Regions from separate parts of the Homo sapiens genome. Here region 2 is linked to region 1. The links are chromatin loops, found by intact Hi-C in ENCODE. Cell type or tissue: heart right ventricle. All regions are shown on one strand. Each heading gives the region's core, and the rest is flanking DNA. Links, peaks and the distances in the headings are about the cores only. Region 1 overlaps MLLT1 (MLLT1 super elongation complex subunit). Region 2 holds the start of MIR3940 (microRNA 3940).

Region 1 (8,000 bases), core at 1-8,000:
GGCCGTGGAGCTGCCTTGCCGCTGCCCAGCGTGCTGCACACCCAGCCCCAGGTACCAGAAGACCTCGCCTGGAGATGCCTGGCCTGGGACTGCATGTCACTCAGTACCTATCCCCAACCCTGGGGTAGAAGGGAGGGGACAAGCGCCTGCCCAGGGCTGTGGTTGCTGCACAGGCAGAGAAGGGGTCAGGCTCGGTGCCCAGCAGGCACCGCCAGGCCCTCCCACAGCTGGGAGGGCTACTGAGATGGGCCGGGACTTCTGGAAGGTGGCACCGGCCCCCCCACCGCCTCAGGGTCATAGCAGATGGTGCCGTCTTCAGCCACTGCCAAGCCATGGGAGCACCGGGCACTCAGCCTTGCCAGCCCATGTGTCTATGAGCCAGGATGCACTGTTACCCAGAGGCTGGACCGTCACCCCCAGCCAGCCCCACCACCTCCATGAGGGCCCTGGGGGCAATGAGCGCTGCCCACATAACCCCCTCGGGCTTTGTGGCTGGGACCTGCATTCAAAGCCCCAGCGGCTTTTCAAAGCCTCAGCAACCCAGAGGCAAAGCTTCCTTGAGGGCAAGCCGGACCCACAAAAGGCCCCTGAGGGCTGGGGCTGGCAACAGAGGTAAATGGCCCAACCCTCATCCATCCATTCATTCATTTTTACCGGGCCCAGTGTCTGTTGTCTAAATGCCAAGTGCCAGATAATAGCGCTGGAAGACACCACCGCCGTCCCAGGCCCCAAACAGGGTCTGGCCACAAGACCATGAGGTGGCTACCAGCTCTTGCGGCTCAAGTCATGTCTGATGCAGTCCTCTGAGAATGTCCGGACGCTGTGCTGTGGGACAAGCCAGCAGCCTCTCATGGTGACAAGGCCGGTCCCTGACAGGGGTCCTCGTTCCAAGCTCAGACACTGGTGGGGCCAGATGTGAGTATCCCCAAGTCACAGCTGTGTGCGATGGGTGTGGGCAGGAGGGATGCTCTTGACCCCACCAGCCACCTAAATAGGGAGCCGGGCACGGACCTGTTGCTCCTCATGGCTAGGGGCTGTCTGAAGCCCTCATCATTAACCTCCAGACAAGGGTGAGTCTCCCAGATGCCCTATTGGCAGAGCTCCAGGCCGGGCTGACCACGCCATGGTCAGAGCAACCATGAGACACGCTTGCCCACTGGCACCAGAGCGGCCAAGACCCGGGCCCATGCAGGGGGCTGCTGGAGGAGGGGAGCTCAGAACCTCAGGACCACACCATCATGCTTTACCAGAGCCACCCACAAATGCCACCGAGGAGGCGAGGAGGGACTCCTCACGAGGCAGACTTTATCACCTGACAGACAGGGAAACCGAAGCCTAGTGAGGCGTGGAGGCCCCAGGTTACAAGAAGCCAGTGGGAGGAGCAGCTGGTGAGACCTGAGGTCCTGGCTCAGATCCCACCTCCTTCCGCTGTTCCAGAAGGGAGGCGGGTCCCACCACACTGCCTGCACCTGGCTGCCCTGCCCCCAGCACTCACTCACCTCGGACTTGAAGGAGGCCTCGTCCTCTGAGTTGGACTCCTCCACCTCCAGGGCCTTTTTGGCCTCCCGGGGCTCACTCTCGGCCTTCACCTTCTCCCCTCTGGTGCTGCTCTTGTCCTTGGCCGGCTTCTTGTCCGAGAAGGAGGAGGAGGAGGAGGTGCGGGGCGAGGTGCCTGGAGCACTCCGGGACCCCTTCGAGCTGCTCTTCTTCTGCTTCTTGGCGCTGGGCTTTGGCGAGTCGGCGGTGGCCGGCCGCTTGCTGGAAGCCCGGGGTGGGGGTGGGGGTGGGGGTGGGGGCCCACCCTTGGGGGACGTGCTTTCCAGCTTGGTCTCTTTCAGGGCCATCTTGGGTTCCTTGAAGGCAGCCTTGGGCGGTGGCGCCTTCTCCTCCTTGGGCAGCCGGCCCTCGCCCAGCTTCCGCGAGGTGTCCTTGGAGCTTTTGGCCTGCTCACGCTCCAGCTCCTTGGAGGAGCTCTTGCTCTCGGAGTCTTTGCGGGGCCGCTCCCGGTGCTCCTTGGTCACCTTGTGTGGCTTGGAGGTCTTGCTGCTCTCCTTGTTGGCGTCCTGCAAGGCCAAGAGCAGGGAGGGCAAGGGGAGAGACAAGGTCACGTGGCATTGCGGGGCGCCCTGCTCCGCCACCCCTGACCCCTACAAAGCATAATCCACCTGATTCAGCCTCAGCTAGAGAAACTCTTCCATAAAGCAAAAAGGTAAGGCAGTAGGTGAGAGTTTTACATGGAGCTGTCCCTTTAAACTACTAGGAAGTGTCAGCTGGTCCCCGGCAGCTGCAGGCTAAGATTCCCCTCAGAATTGAACTGACATTCCCTGAGGGATTCAAGAAGAGCACAGGGTGAGTCAGGCAGAGCATGGCCACTTCGCCCGCACCCGCCCGCCCTAACACCTCACAGCTGGGCCTGGGCAAGTCAGAGGCTGCGCTGGCACTGCGGGGTGCTGGCGGGCACTGGACGCAGCCCTGCCCCTCATCTCAGCCTCCTTCGCCCAGCACTCATGCTACGTGCGGGAAGCTCAGTGCTTCCTGCTCGGTCACTCACGGGCTTCCTTTCTGAGCCCCGTCGGCCCCTCTCCCCAGGACTCCACACCCCCAGGGTCCAGCCAGCTCAGGCCTGGCTTCGGGAAGCCAACTGCTGAGCGCCCACTGGGTCCCTGGGTCCCAGGTACCGCACGGAGCAAACAGCTCCCGGGCTTCTCAGAAGGGAAACCGCCTGGGTCGCTTTCCTAAAACACCGAGGACATTCCTAGGTCTCTGCCTCGGAAACCCCGGGGGTTTAGGGTGGAGCTGGACTCGGGGGCTGATCCCATTGAGGACAGAGGTAAGATGATGGCAGAGAGCAGCAGGACACAGGCCCAGGAGTGAGCCCAGCTCTGTGACCTGCACACCACAGGACCCAGGCAGAAAACCGAAGCCATCTGTGCCTGCTTCCTCGAGGAAGGGCAAGGCCACCACCTCACTGGGCAATGGCACAGGCCAGGCTGGCAGCGAGCACACAGTGTGGGGGCTGCCAGCACCATGGCTGAGTTGGCTCAGCCCGCGGCCAGCCTGGGCGCTGCTGCTTGTATGCTGTATGTTTCTGCCCTACACCCCATCCGATAGGCACACTGCCAGCACTCCCCACGGTGGGAGCCACGCCTTCACCTTCCCTACAGAGACCCTGTATCACCCCACGCACCCAGGAGCACTGAGCAGGCTTCTCTGCTGTTAGCCACCAGGGGCTCCACCCTTGCTAGGAAAGGAGCAGCGGCCAGCAGGTGCACGGCGGCCCCAGAGCCTGTCCAGACAATTGTGTACCTGGCCTCCCGGCACAGAAGCCAGCAGCAGCCAGATCCCGAAGGCCCTGGGGAGGGGCTCCGGGAGCAGTGAGAGTACCAGGGAGGAGGGGGGCCACGCTTCACAGATCCCCCAAAGACATGCGGGAGGGGCAGGCTGGGTAGAGGCCTCTGAAAACCACCTGAGTGTCCAGGGACAGACTCCTCCCAGCAAAAAACCACAGGGCAGACACAGCTGCTGCCCCATGGCCAGTCTCCTGGGCTGGCCATCTTCTTGCAAAGCCACAGCCCACATTCAGTGTCAAAGGCTCAGGAACAGTACCAGTGGCTGTGAGGCCTCTGCCACCTCCTTGGAGAAAGGGCAAGCCCTGTGCCCAGCCTGGCTCTTCCACCTGGGACAGCGGGAGTGCCCCCAGAATCCCCCCAGCTGGCCTGGGCCATGCAGGGCTATCAGGGGGTGTCCCCTTGGGAGCTGGGGTGTGGAATGGGGCTGTGCTCCACAGCAAGCTACTACCCAAGGAGGGAGGTGTGAGAGACTGCAATGCCACCTGCCACCCTGGCCTCTTCCAGCAGGGGACACACGCCCAGCTGGGCTGCAGGAGCTCAGCCGGGGTCACAGCCACCAAGGGCAGAATGAGAGCAAACTCCAAAGGCACGTCAGAGGCCCCTAACACAGGTCTCACTGTGTGCCCCTGGCCTGGAGTCAGCTGAGCCGCCATTGCCACCAGGGCCTGCCTGGCTAGAAGGAGTCTTCCCACACAGGAGCACAGGCACCCGACACCACAGGTTCTGAAATTAGGCACTACGATTTTTTTGTTTGTTTGTTTGTTTGCTTTTGTTTTGAGACGGAGTCTTGTTATGTCGCCCAGGCTGGAGTGCAGTGGTGCGATCTCGGCTCACTGCAAGCTCCGCCTCCCGGGTTCATGCCATTCTCCTGCCTCAGCCTCCCGAGTAGCTGGGATTACAGGCGCCCGCCACCACGCCCGGCTAACTTTTTGTATTTTTAGTAGAGACGGGGTTTCACCGTGTTAGCCAGGATGGTCTCCATCTCCTGACCTCGTGATCCGAATTAGGCACTAAATTTTAAGCATAACATGAGCACTCTCCAGGGTGAGAAGCCATCAAAATCACGTTTGCAAGGTTGTCTGCGAACCTCCACGGGAAAGAGCAACCAGGCCAAGTACCTGACATTACATGGGTGACACCTGGCTCCCTGCAGCTGCTGCCAGGCAAGGCTGTGAGAGGGTCCTGCCCCCTCTATGAGGCTGTGGTTCCTGCCTGCCACGCCACTCTTGGGTGGTGGCTGTGAAGTGGGGACAAAACCCCAGGACTGAGTCCCCTAAAGCTGCCGCAGCTGCACTCACCAGCAGTCCCCCGGCCTGGGGATTCTGATGGGCAAGGCCCCAAAAGGCCCACCTATCCCATCTCTCTGGGCTCAGGGAGCCCTGCTGAGGCCCCTCTGCTTGGAGCACATGGCCCGGCCACTCACTCTCCAGGCAGAGAGCCAGTGACCAAAGGAGGTCGCTCAGCTGGGGAAGAGGCCGGTTCATGGGCCTGTGCCACCCAGGGCTCCATGGTGGGGCCGACAGCTCATTCGCCAGGCTAGGGCTCGGGGCAGAGGGGCTTTCTCAGAATGCCCTCAGCAGACAAGTGCCTCGGCAGGACCCCATGCTGCCCGATGCTCCCCACAGATGCCGCCTACATCTCTCCACCCGGTAGCTGGAGAAGCCTCCAGGGACGGAGAGGGTGGAGCCCACAGGCCTCCTAAGCCTGGTGGATAAACTCACCAGCTGGGGCCTCCAGGGGTCTCAGAGACACTCCGGCAAAAGATACCACCAGCAGCCCCAGCAGACGCAGCCCCGCCAGCCCCAGGGAGGGCACCTCTCCAACCAAGAAGTCCTTTCTACGCAGGGTTTTAGGTGGCTTGAAGTGACCCGTACAGAAGAAATCTTGTTGTGGTAGCTGAGAGGGACACTGCCAAGATCCCCAGCAAGAGCTTTTCCTTCATTGAGCCTCCACAAGGCTCAGGGAGAGATAGGCCAGGAGGCCGAGTGGGGAGACCCCAGGGTTCCGTTTCCTACTCAGAGAATCTGGCAAGTCTGACGATTTCTAAGACCTGCTGGCCTTGGGGAAAGAGCCAGAAAGACCTGCCTGGGTGCTGCGGTTCTTCTCCCGCATGGCTGACGGTGAGTCTGTGAGGCAGCTGGAGAGCCCTGCCTGTCCTGCCTGGGATGGCTGGGCCCACACGCAGGGCCTGGCAGACAAGTGAGGTGAGGAGAAAGGAGAGGACCGGTGGAGAGATGTGTGGGTGGCAGGCACCGGGCAGCTGCCCCGAGGGCCCGTGCCGCTCAGCCTCCAGGAACGGCTGTGCTGAGTGGGCAGCTACAGAGGACTGGGGCGTGCTCAGGGGTTAAAGGGACACTGTGATGCCATCAAAGGGCTTTCTAGCTTGTCTTCTGAATTGCTGCTCAGGGATGGTTTAGAGAGAGAAGCCTCAGAAAGGCCGAGTGCCACCCACCTGACCGACTGGGCCGAGATGAGACCGTAAAAAGTTTCTTCCACACTGAAATTCAGCTGGCACCCACCTGGCTTCCCCTGCCCTTCCCCCACGAAACTCTGCAGTGAGCCATAGCCCGAGATGCAAAGCCTGGCATAGCCAAGGGCAGAAGTAGCCCCAGCTGCCCTCAGGAGGGTTGAAGAGGTGGGTAGCTGCAGCCTAGACAGAGACACTCTACCCAGCGGCCGCCCCAACAGCCTTCGGCGAAGGTCTCAGGGCTTCAGGCCGAGCAGTCCTGGGGCCCTGCCATCACTTGGCAGAACGGGAGAGGACTAGGCAGGGTCTCTGGCCTCAAGATGAACAGGGCAAAGAGCCCATGATCACGGGCTTATTCCTGAAATCCTAGGGAAGCGGCAGTGCGCAGCGAGGGGTGTGCAGAGAGCTCAAAGAGGAAGACGCCAAGGGAGCGAGCAGGTGCGGAAGGCCCAGCCCAGTGGAGGGAGGGCGCCGGGGCCAGACCCACCACAGCTGGGCCCCGGCGCTCCCACGCGACTGGGCCTTCCGCCTCACTAACCTTGGAGCCGTGGGATGGTTTGGTCTTCTTGGGGTCAGAGAAGGCAGAGAGTGGAATTGTGGGTAACATGGGGTAGTCGGGACTGGGCCTGGACACCGTGTCTGCTCCTTCGGGCATTACCATCACCTAGTGACAGAGAAGAGACAGTCATTATCGATGGGCAGGGGGCAGGGGGCCCACACGGGCCGGGCTGAAGGTGGTGGGGCTTCCCTCTGCAGGAGGGGAGAAGGGAGAGCCTGAGCGCTTTCCCGAAAGAATCCCAGGTGCTTCCCTGCTGGGGACTGGGTGCTGAGCACGCAGAAGAAGCAGGCATGGGTGGGGAGCGAAGAAAAGCCCAGGGTCCCAGGATGGCTGGGACCAGGTGGGGCCACGCGGCCTTCCGGGAACAGTGGACCGGAGGGCTGGCCCAAGAAGACTTGCGGAGCACACTGAGAATCATGAGAAGGCAGCTGCGGCCGAAGCCTGACCTACGCGCTTAGGTTTAGGGGGAACAGCTCAGAAGTGTGAGAGGCCAGCCAGATGCCTGCGAAAGGCAGGCAGCAACTTCCCGGGGTGCACATGGGTGCAACTCCAGTGGGTCCCACGTGCCCGGAGAATGAGCCGTCCTTGGTGTGCGGTGACTGCAGCGGACCCGAACAGGGCAAGAGCACCCAGGCTGAGGCCGAGACCAAGGCAGACGACCTGTGCCTACTGGGGGGGTCTCTCTGCAAAGCAGGCCCGAGTGAGCCAGCGAGCCTGCAGCATGGGGCACCTGCTCCTGCGCTCCATCAGAGGCTACGGATGACGAAAGTTCTGGGGTCCTTCCAGGAGGGCTCCCAGGAAACACCTGCTGTGCAGGGGGAAGCTCGGAGCAAGGTCTTGAGATATCAACACTGCGAGTTAAGGAATGCCACCACCACAGAGAAAAGCCTCCCAGATGGCCGCAAGAGAGAACAAAAGAAGAAAATACACTTCAAAAAAAAAGTATTGAAGTCGGTAGAAGAAGCACTGCTAACAGCCTTGAGCACCTGCAGTTCCCGGCCAGCCAAGCCTTTCATCTAAGGACACTGATGTCATGCGGCCATGGGGACATTGGCTGAAAAGAGGCCATGGGCCCCTAGGGTCCCTGCTCTGAGCTGCTTCTCAGAGCCTGTCTGACCATGATAGCTCAGCACTGACAGCATGTGTGCCCCAGCCGTCCCTGAAAACACGCCACGGGAGGCCCTCCACACTCTGGAGCACGCACATCACGCAAGCTCACGGAGGAGCCACAGAAGGCTGCCATGCACAGACGGGCTTGCCAGGAGGCTGAGCCCCATTCGCTCTCAGGCCCATTCCTTCGACTCTCATGGTAATTTACCTTCTTTCCCCTCAAAACAATGCCCTAGACTGACTGTTTCAGGATCACGCAGTGTCTCGCTCTAGCACAGACCGTTGAGAAAAAGGAACTGGGAACTGAACACGCAGATGACTCCCACCTCCAACAAGTGCTGCCAGGAGGACCAGGCTCCCCGGCGGAAACACAGACCCTCAGCCATGGGGGCAGAGACAAGACACGGTCCTAAGGGGCACAAGGCTGGAACGGCGGAAAGTCCTACCCTCTCTCCCATTACCGATCTCCAAGCAACCCCCAGTGAGAGGAGCAGAGAAAGCAGCGCTCGCTGAC
Region 2 (10,903 bases), core at 2,904-10,903, 190 kb after region 1:
TAAGAAACACATACTCTTGAAAGAGAAAAAGAAATCACAAGTTCATTCTGATATTTCACGTTCACGTGACACTTACAGTGTTGTTCCTTCCCTTTTCTCTTTCCCTAAAAATTTTGGTTCTTAATACCACTAACATACTCATTTGCATCATACCATTAGATACCAAATAGTTTGAAAACAATATGCCAACATTAACTACTAAGAATAAAACTATATGTGTTGAAACATCACTATGTACCCTATACACATGTACAATTATTGGGTCAAAACAATAAATAAAAGAATAAAATTAGAAAAGGAAGTTTAAGATTTCTTTATAGCTCTCATTTTCCTTTATTATTATTATTTATTTATTTTAGTTTTCTTTTTTGAGACAGAGTCTTGTCCTTTGTCCAGGCTGGAGTGCAGTGGCATGATCTCGGCTCACTGCAACCTCTGCCTCCCAGGTTCAAGCGATCTCTGGATAATTTTTGTATTTTTAATAGAAATGGGATTTCGTCATGTTGGCCAGGCTGGTCTCAAACTCCTGACCTCAGGTGATCCACCCGCCTTGGCCTCCCAAAGTGCTGGGATTACAGGCGTGAGCCACCGTGCTTGGCCTCGTTTTCCTTTAATATGTAGGTCCTCTGTATCCATGGGGGATTGGTTCCAGGATCTGTCTCAGATACCAAAATCCATGGATGCTGAAGTTTTTTTGTTTGTTTGTTTTTGAGACAGGGTCTCGCTCTGTCGCCAGGCTGGAGTGTAGTGGCGTGATCTCTTCTCACTACAACCTCCGCATCCCGGGTTCAAGCAATTCTCCTGCCTCAGCCTCCTGAGTAGCTGGGATTATAAGCATGTGGCACCATGCCCGGCTAATTTTGTATTTTTAGTAGAGACAGGGTTTCTCCATGTTGGCCAGGCTGGTCTTGAACTCCTGACCTCAGGCGATCCACCCACCTCGGCCTCCCAAAGTGCTGGGATTACAGGCGTGAGGCACCACACCTGGCTGCTCACATTTCTGATATACAATAACACAGTAGTGGCCAGGTACGGTAATCACACCTGTAATCCCAGCACTTTGGGAGGCCGAAGTGGGAGCTCAGGAGTTTGAGGCCGGCCTGGGCAACATAGTGAGACCCCATCTCTAAATAAATTACATATTCAAAGAGTTAAATAATAAAATAGCATAGTATTTGCATAGAACCTATGATCACCCTCTCATATACTGTAAGTCATCTCTAGATTACTTGTAATACCTAAAACAATGTAAATGTTATGTAAATAGTTGTTATAGTGTATTGCTTAGGGAATAATGACAAGGAAAAAATTCTGGGCTGGGCAAGGTGGCCCACGCCTGTGGTCCCAGCTACTCAGGAGAGTGAGGTGAGATCGCTTGAGCCCAGGAGTTTGAGGCTACAGTGAGCTATGATTGCGCCACTGTACTTCAGCAAGACCCTGTCTCAAACAAATAAAAAAAAGAATTTTATTTTGGACATTGTGAGGTATGGGGAAAAAAACCAGACCCTGTCTTAAAAAAAAAAAAAAAAAGTCTATACATGTTCAATACAGAGGCAACTTGTTTTCCAAATATTTTCTTTTCTTTTTTCTTTTTTGAGACAGAATTTCCCTTTTGTTGCCCAGGCTGGAGCGCAATGGCGCGATCTCGGCTCACTGCAACCTCCGCCTCCTGGGTTCAAGCGATTCTCCTGCCTCAGCATCCCGAGTAGCTGAGATTACTACCACACCCGGCTAATTTTTTGTATTTTTAGTAGAGATGGGGTTTCACCATGTTGGCCAGGCTGGTCTCGAACTCCTGGCCTCAAGTGATCTGCCCACCTTGTCCTCCCAAAGTGCTGAGATTACAAGCGTGAGCTACTGCGCCCGGCATCCAAATATTTTCAGTCTGAGGTTAGTTGAATTCACAGATGCAGAACTCACGCATATGGAGGACCAACTCTATCCCACTATAGATGCACCATAATAAAAATACAGGGTTGGCCAGGCAACCCTACATAATGAAACCTAACTGAAACAAATGACCCAACTATGTATCTATTGCATTCCTTAATTACACAGAAAATATATATATATATCTTTTTATATGGAGTCTTGCTCTGTCACTCAGGCTGGAGTGCAATGGCACAATCTGGGCTCACTGCAACCTCCGCTTCCTGGGTTCAAGCGATTCTCCTGCCTCAGCCTCCCAAGTAGCTGGGATTAAAGGCACGCACCACCACACCCAGCTAATTTTGTATTTTTAGTAGAGATGGGGTTTCACCATGTTGGTTAGGCTGGTCTCGAACTCCTGACCTCAAGTGATCTGCCCATCTTGGCCTCCCAAAGTGCTGGGATTACAGGCGTGAGCCACCGTGCCCAGTCAGAAAATAATTATTTCAAATGACCTTGTATCCTTTTTTTTCCCCCCCACTCAGAAGGCTGAGGCGGGAGGATCACTTGAGTTGGGTAGTTCAAGGCCCCAGTGAGCTATGGTCACGCCACTGCACTCTATCTAGCCTGGGTGACAAAAGTAGACCTTGTCTGAAAAAAACCCAAAAACCCATAACCAGCATTCACAAGAGGTTTGGGCACAGATACAACAATGGTTAGACCTGGCTGTCTGGGGATTCCTCACGCTATCCTCTTCTGTGTGCGTTTGCAGTATTTCATTACATCAACTTCTTTTCTCTGTTGTCCAGACTGGAGTGCAGTGGTGTCATCTTGGCTCACTGAAATCTCTGCTTCCTGGGTCAAGCGATTCTCCTGCTTCAGTCTCCTGAGTAGCTGGGTCTGCAGGCGTGCACCACCATGCCAGGATAATTTTTATATTTTTAATAGAGACGGGGTTTCACCATGTTGGCCAGGCTGGTCTCAAACTCGTGACCTCAAACGATCTGCCCGCCTCGGCCTCCCTAAGTGCTGGGATGACAGGCCTGAGCCACCATGCCAGCCTGTTTTTTTGTTTTTTTTAACTTTGCCATATATCCATCCAGAATATCTCACATCAGTGTCAAGAGATATTCCTTGTTTCTTTTTTTACAGCTGTGTAGTATTCCATTGTGTGGCCACGCCATTGTATATTCAGCTAATCTCCTATGGGCAATAAATTACTTTCAATCCTTTGCCACTACAGACAATGCCACATTAAATAATAACCTTTGCATGTCATTTCACCTTTTTGCTAGTATCCTTGAAATAGATTAGGAGTGGAATTGCTGGATTAAAGAGAAATGCATAATTTTGCTAGCCATCACCAGATTCCTCTTCATTTTACATTTACAGTGAGACCTACAGAACATGCTGCCAAGGTTTTGGATTTTTGTCAACCTGTGTAGGTGAGAAGTGGTATTTCAGTGTGGTTGTAATGAGCATTTCTCTGGCTACAATTGAGTTTTAATATCTTTTGCAAAGTTTAAGGGCCAAGCTGGGCACAGGGACACATACCTGTAGTCCTAGCTATTCAGGAGGCTGAGGTGGGAGATCGCTTGAGCCCAGGAGTTCAGGGCTGCAGTGAGCTATGATCTTGCCACTACACTCCAGCCCAGGCAACAGAGTGAGACCCTGTCTCTAAAAATACAAAAAGTTTGAAAGGTGTTTTGTTGTCTTCTTCAGTAAACTCTTTCTCTCTCTCTCTCTCTCTATATATATATATATATATATTTTTTTTTTTTTTCTGACAGGTTGTTGGCTTTTTCCTTTCTTCTTTTCTTTTCTTTTTTTTTGAGGCAGAGTCTTGCTGTGTTGCCCAGGCTGGAGTGCAGTGGTGTGATCTCTGCTCACTGCAACCTCTGCCTCCCGGGTTCAAGCGATTCTCCTGCTTCAGCCTCCCGAGTTGCTGGGACTATAGGCGTGCACCACCACGCCCGGATAATTTTCGTATTTTTAGTAGAGATGGGGTTTCACTGTGTTGGCCAGGTTGGGCTGGAACTCCTCACCTCAAGTGATCCACCCACCTCAGCCTCCCAAAGTGCTGGGATTACAGGCGTGAGCCATCATGCTTGGCCATTGCATCACATTTGGATCACATGACAATTATAAACTAGTTTGGGAAGACTCAGCTCCTTTATAATGTTGAGTCTTTCTATCCAAGAATATATATCTGATCCTTCTGTGCAAGTATCCTTTTGAGTCACTTAAGAATATTTTACTTTTTAGGCTGGGCGCGGTGGCTCATGCCTGTAATCCCAGCACTTTGGGAGGCTGAGGTGGGCAGATCACCTGAGCTCAGGAGTTCGAGACTACCCTGGCCAACATGGCGAAACCCCGTTCCTACTAAAAATACAAAAATTAGCTGGGCGTGGTGGTGGCTGCCTGTAATCCCAGCTACTTGGGAAGCTGAGGCAGGAGAATTGCTTGAACCTGGGAGACGGAGGTTGCGGCGAGCCGAGATCGCGCCACCGCACTCCAGCCTGGTTGACAGAGCAAGACTCTGTTTCAAGGAAAAAAAAAAAAAAAAGAGGAGGAAAAAAGTATTAGAACCATATTTGCTTGCAGTGTGCATGCCTCATAGCTTTCGAAGGAGACACAGGAGCAGGTAACTAGGCTGCCTCCAGGGAGAGTGACCCTGGGTGGTTGGAGATGGCGAGATGCTTCACTGTGTGTGTGTGTGTGTTTGGCAGTGAATGTCCTGTCCTCTCCAAAAAGTAAATACGTAAAACTTGAGCTAGAAAAATAAAACAAGGTTGGGCATGGTGGCTCACGCCTATAATCCCAGCACTGTGGGAGGCCAAGACGGGAGGATCACCTGAGGTTAGGAGTTCGAGACTAGCCTGACCAACATGGCAAAATCCCGTCTCTACTAAAAGTACAAAAATCAGCTGGGTGTGGTGGTGTGCACCTGTAATGCCAGCTACTTGGGAGGCTGAGCCAGGAGAATTGCTTGAACCTGGGAGGAGGTGGTTGCCGTGAGCTGAGATCGTGCTATTGCACTCCAGCCTGTGCGACAGAGTGGGACTCCATCTCAATAAATAAATAAATAAATAAATAAATAAATAAATAAATAAATAAAACAGACCAGGGTGGCCTGATTATTCCTTACGTGCCCAAATAAATAAATAAATAAATAAATAAATAAATAAATAAAACAGACCAGGGTGGCCTGATTATTTCTTACCTGCCCACGTAATCCTAGATACCTGGTTTCTGGGGAAGCCGGGGTTCTGGAGCCACTGTGCCTGGTCCCTCCACACCCAGCCCCCTTGTTCGGGTTCCTAGGTGGGCCAGGCCCCCAGCGTCGTCATCGTGTTTGACTGCTCCATGGAGACGATGCTCCGACGAGTGCTACACTGGGGCCAGGTGGAGCACCGGGCAGACGACTCGGAGCTGGCCATCCACCAGCGCTTGGACACGCACTATACCTTGTGTGAGCCGGTCTTGACCTACCAGCGCAATAACCTGCTCTGAAACGTAGGTGCTCCCCGCTTCTGGCTCACTGCACCCCAACCCCTAGGGAACAAGTCTGGCTTTAACAGTCCAGGGTCACCCGGGCCTGGTCCTCGCTTTCCTACCAGGTAACCTGGGGGATTCCCATTCCCCCAGGAAATGCCTTGAGAACCCAGCCTTGGCTCACGTGGGAAGGCAATGGGACACTGGTGGGGCCTCCCTGCACGCCCTCACACAGCAGTCAGCAACACAAGCTTTCCTGACCCTGTCCCCTCTCCCTTCACGTGCATGCCTCTGGGATTTTCCCAGGGTCTGAGCGGGAGAGGGTGGTGTCCCTGCCGTGGGGCCCAGACCTGACCCCTGCGGCTCCCCTTTCTCTAGATCCCGGCAGAAGCAGCACCAGAGAACATCTTTGCCAAGTGCTGCTCTGTCATTGAGAGTCTGCAGTGAGACAGAGGGGCTGGGGGTGGGCCTTGCCCCTCACCGGAACCCGTGCAGTACGTGGGAAGGGTGCGTACCTAGGAGGTGAGACCTCCAGAAAGGGGGACCGATGCCCCCTGTGATTCCAGAGCAACAGGTTCCCTTTCCCGGGGTCTGTTTCCCCACCAGGGAGGTTGGCCAGGGGCCACCAAGGAACATGCCCCACTGGGCCAGGTGCCTGGCACACCTGCATGGGTCAGGGGACTGTCAACAGCCCCCCCTAGAGGCCACAGCTGTTACTGGCTCCTGCCGGGGCTATCACCAGGCCCATGAGCCCAGGACATCTAAGATGAAGCGAGTTTTAAACGCTGGCATTCAGCCACAACCTCAGAGACCCTGCAGCTGCATGCGGGGCTGCAAGACACCTGCCCAGGTCCAAACAGCTTGGGTGGCCCCTCGGTGCCCTCTCCCACCTCACATCCGGTCCCATCACCCAGCGAGCACTGACGCGGGCCTGGCTCCCACCTCAGGGCTCTGAACGTTAACAGGCCAGAGGACCTCCTGTAGCAACAGCCCATCCATGGGAACGCCGGTCCCTGAGGCCCTCCTGAGCGCCTTGCTCCCCAAGGTGCTGGAGGGAAACTGGGTAGGGGAAGACAGCAGTGCTGGGCTCAGCCAGCCTCCCCTTCCCACATGGGAAGGGGAAAGTCTTGGGGGGCCACACCCCACTCTAATTGGCTGAGACTTGCTCAACTTGTTTCCTCTCACAAACACAACTGCGGCCAGCACGCAGTCTTTTTTAAACAAAAAGCACTTTATTTAACAAAAAAAAAAAAGGGGGGGGGGCACGGTTAGGAAAGCACATTGAGCCTGAAGAAAACTATTTTATATTTTTCTTAAAAAAAAAAAAACACAAAGTTTGTAAATTTCAATCACCATTATCAGGCTTTTTAAACAACATCTATAAAGAACAAACATCCGCTTCAAAACTACAGGGAGGGAAGGAAAGGGGGGGAGACAGACAGCACCCGCAGACGGGGAGGTTTTGTTATCATTTATTTGTGAAGTTAAAAACGAGCGATAAAAAGTAAAAACTGCCATACAATTTTTTTTGTTGTTCTCATTTTGTTTTCAGTTTCAATCTCCTCTTGAACAGATGAAAAGACAACAGACCAGTCCTGGGAGGGGGGACGGGCGGGGCCGCGGGAGCTGAGCCAGGGCGGGAGGGAGAGAAGAGGGGGCTTGGCTGCTGGGGGAAGGGGTCCTGCAATACAACACCTGGTCCAAGGAATGTTCCACCTCTAACTAAAAAAAAGAAATAGCAAGAGTGACTTTTTTTTTTCCTTTTTAAAAGTTTATTTTAAAAACAAGAGGGCCGAGGGTGGGAGAAAATGAATTGCTTTATCCTCAGAGAGGCAGGTTCAGGAAGGCTGGGGGGTGAAGAATAGAGACTTTTTAATATATATATATATAATTTTATAAGTTCTGCTTTGCTCTTTGTGTTTTTAATTTTTAAGTTTTTTTTTTTTTTTGGCAGAGATTTAGATCTCGCTATCTTCTCTGGCTGGCTCAACATGGAAGGATCCCAATTTTGAAAGAAAAAGCATGTGAGACACAGAACAGGCGAGAGAGTGAGGGCCCGGCATGCCCCCAAGTCCCCCCCACCCTGCTTGCCGCGAGGGCTCCCCAGTACTCCCCACGGCAGCCATCGCTCTCTCGCCAAACAAAACAGAAGCCCCCAAACAGAACAAAATGGAAAAAAAAAAGATTTTTCACAGATGAAGAAGTTCACATTCATTCGATTCATTGAGCCTGCGGAGAGGGAAGAGATAGGAATTGGTCACTACGGGGAGGGAAGGGTGGGAGACTAGGGGGCGGAAGAGAGGAGGGGCTGGAACACCGTGGGGGGGGCCAGGAAGCCCCCTCCCAAACCTGCGCTGGCTCAGGCTGGAAGGACGTGCTTGTTAACTGTCTAGCCAGGTGCTCGCGGGACTCGCTGAAGTCACGCTGCTCCCTGATGGAGAAGGAGGGACAGAGCAGGAAGAGAGGAGAGGGGCCGCGGAGGGCGGAGGCGCTAGGGTCGTAGGGGAGCTGCCCTGTCTCCGGAGGGCGGTGGCTCCCGGCGCAGCACGACGACATGAACAATCCAGAGATCATGGTGTCCCCACAACACCCCTGTGAGGTAGGTTGGAAGGTGGCAACGATCTTCACGCCCACTTCACAGACAAGCCCGGGACACAGGCAAGCGCGAGCGCATGGGAGGCTGAGCCCGGCGGGGCAGGGGCCTGGGCCGCTCCCCGCGTCCCCACCAGTCCCTGCCAGAGCCAGGCCGCCTGCAACACAGTCACTTGGACACAGGAAAAAAGATCATGGGTTTAAAAAATAAAAGAATAAAAAGAACAAAAACCAAAAAAGTGATGCAGAGAAGGGGAAAAAATAGACGTTTTCTTCCCAAGTGGCCAGATTGTGAGCGAGGTGGTGGCGGCCGGGCCGGTGCCCACCGTCCGCGCTGTCTGCCTGCCCCCCGACTCCCCAGCAGTTCAGAAGTCCCGCCTGCGAGTCTCAGCGCTCCCCAGCATCACGACAGCGGCACACAGGAACAAGCAGCCGGCGCAGGGAGGCCTCTTCGTTTAACCTCTGGACCCAGCGAATGCTTCCCTGGCGGTGCGTGGGGACTCCCGGAGACCTCCGGCCACACGGCCCCCGCTGCAGGCATCAAGGGCACACCCCGCAGGGGAAGGGGTTTCCGGCGCTACCCACTAAGGCAGGATGGACGGTGGCCGGGGGTTGGAAGGAGAAAGGAGGAGGAGGAGGGTGGCAATTCCCACTTGCCTGCTGCTGTCCCTGCTGCGTGGGCGGCGGCTGGGGGCCGCCAGGACCTGGGGTCTGTCCGTAGTAAGCGGCCTGCTGTCTGTAATATTCCGCCCAGGCGGCACTGTAGTCTGGCTGGGAGCCTGGGGGAGCTCCTGGACCCCCTCCGGTGGCCACTTGCGCTGTGGGTGGACAAAGGCAGGTGAGAGGCTGTGGGTGAGGGCTGCCCCTGCCCCTGTCCCCGCATGGTGGCCACTCACCTTGCTTCTTGTAGTACTCCTCCCAAGCCTTCGTGTAGTCCTGCTGTGGGGGTGCTCCGGGCTGCTGGGGCTGCTGGCCTGTGCGGGCGCCGAGACAGGTCAGAAACCACTCCCCCGGCAGGGCTGGAGCCCCCCCGCCACCCTGCAGACTCACCGATCTTTTTGTAATACTCTTCCCAGGCCTTAGTGTAGTCCGACTGGCCGGTGGGTGGGGGCTGAGGGGGCTCACCCTGAGCCGGTGGGGCCGCAGGGGCCGGTGCGGGGCCGGGGACGGGGCCCGGGGGCTGCTGGTAGTAGTGTGAGTAGTAGGCGGCCCACGCGGCGTTGGGGTCCGCGGCCGCTGCAGCTGCTTTGCCTGCAGGAGATACCTCGGGTGAGACGGGGGGACAGAACAGGGCCTGCCCTCCGCCAGGTGGCCCATCACTTACTTGGGTCATGAGGAGCAGGCGGCTGCCACTGGGGGTAGGTATTGCCCCAGCCCTGGGGTGGGTACTGGTGAGGAGGGGGCCCCCCGGCACTGCAGGAGAGAAGAAAGGGATGCTTGAGCAGTGGTGCGGGGGTGGCCGCAGCCGGACCACCTGGGGTGGGGATGTTTTTCAGTGGGGAGGCGCCAGAGACCCAGACCACCAGGCTCAACGGGGCGCCTGGGAAAGGCCTAGACAAGAAGCAACTCGAAGGACGCGCAGCGTCAGCTTGAGGACATGAAAGAAGCCGCGAAACTTGCACGTGCACAGAGGGATGCTGAAAGGCACATGCTCTACCAGTAGACAGGAGAGGGCCTGTTGATGGTATCCACAAAAATGGGCTGGATGAGGCCCCCCGCCTGCACTTCTAGGGAAAGGGAAATGGGGTCTGCTATTCTTCTTGCCAGCTCAGTAAGCCCCCGGCCTCAAAACCCAGGAGGCAGAGGATACTCACTGTGGGGGAGCCCCGGGTGGCCCCTGGTTGAAGGGCCCAGGATTGAAGGGCCCCATTGGGCCAGCAGGGCCTGGGCCACCTGGGCCTGGTCCAACTGGGCAGAGAGGACCCTAGAAGGAAGGAGAGTAACCAAGGTAAGTGGGCTGGGATCCGGGCTGTGAGACCAAATCCCCAGAGCCCGCCCCAACCCACCTCGATCTTTTCCTCGATAAGCTGCTTGGCGTGGTCAATCTGCTGGGGTGAACCCCGGATGATGAACAACTTGAAGTTGGGGTCCCCGTTGGGTGGCAGCTGCCGGGAGATCTCTACGAAGGCTCCCGTCTGCTGGTTTATGGCTTTCACATTCTCGCCACCTGCAGAAACGCAGAAGGTGAAGGTGGCCTGCAGTGATGGCCCAGGGAAGAGGGGGCAAGGGATAGGGTGCAGGGGGCCACACTCACCTCGGCCGATGACCAGCCCACACTTGTGAGTGGGGATGGAGAAGGTCATCTCCCCGCCAGGGGGACCCCAATTGCCTTGGCCTCTTCCTCGGCCTCGGCCCCCCGGGGGCATGCCTGGACCCCCTGGAGGACCTGGGGGACCACTCTGCAAGACAAGAGGAGGAGGAGGATGATGAACCCTGGAAGCCGGTCTGGTCTTGCACTCCCCTGGAGGCCCTGCCAGCCCCTTCAGCACCCGGGGCCACCTACCCTGAGGCTCTGGAGGAGGTCGTTGATGATCCGGGCTGCGTGCTCGCACCTGTCTGGGGGCCCCATTATATGAGCAATCTTCTCGGGCCCTGTCCCGTCATCTGAGGCCAGCACCGAGAGAGCAGAGACACAAGTTTAAAAGAAGAGCCCACCCCAGAGCCCTGCAACGCCGCCTCCAGCGCAGACACCACGCCGGCCTGAGATCTCAGACGCGCTGCGCCGCTCCCAGCCTCCACTCGCTCAGGGATTGAGGGGGAGGCGGCCCACATTCCCAGAGAAGGAAACCCACGGCCAAGCCAGGAGGTGGCTCAAGCTTCTTCCAGCACACAGCACCCCCAGCACTGAGAGATTTTACAGAACAATAAATCTCTGAAAAGCCAGAGGGGCCCTTCTCCCCACGGCAGGCAGCTCAGAGACTGCCTGAGGACTGGCAAGAGCCCAGAG

Evidence for each region. A loop is a pair of places that touch in the nucleus more often than their neighbours do. Peaks named below come from ENCODE experiments on the same cell type or tissue, not always from the same donor. Only the 100,000 strongest peaks of a DNase experiment are listed, where the experiment ranks them.
Region 2: it touches region 1 in a loop (2.4-fold over the local background); 7 of 110 quality-filtered maps call a loop at or near these places.

The regions. Positions count from the first base shown.
Region 1 is chr19:6,220,622-6,228,621 of GRCh38, forward strand. MLLT1 (MLLT1 super elongation complex subunit) reads right to left here. Exons shown (of 12, transcript NM_005934.4): 5 at 6,356-6,481; 6 at 1,500-2,063. Among named protein-coding and RNA genes, the nearest start is that of MLLT1, 55 kb to the right of the region's middle. RefSeq lists an enhancer at 6,447-7,112. In heart right ventricle, for the core only: a CTCF peak has its summit at 3,874 (motif pointing right); no DNase peak of the experiment used is centred there; H3K27ac peaks cover 1,690 bases.
Region 2 is chr19:6,406,528-6,417,430 of GRCh38, forward strand. KHSRP (KH-type splicing regulatory protein) reads right to left here. Exons shown (of 19, transcript NM_001366299.1): 12 at 10,460-10,560; 13 at 10,211-10,355; 14 at 9,963-10,123; 15 at 9,771-9,880; 16 at 9,281-9,369; 17 at 9,007-9,207; 18 at 8,853-8,930; 19 at 6,575-8,774. The coding sequence ends at 8,497. It overlaps MIR3940 (microRNA 3940), which reads right to left and starts at 9,984; the gene lies at 9,883-9,984. It also overlaps the pseudogene LOC390877. RefSeq lists enhancers at 5,170-5,994, 5,995-6,819. In heart right ventricle, for the core only: a CTCF peak has its summit at 6,078 (motif pointing left); no DNase peak of the experiment used is centred there; H3K27ac peaks cover 893 bases.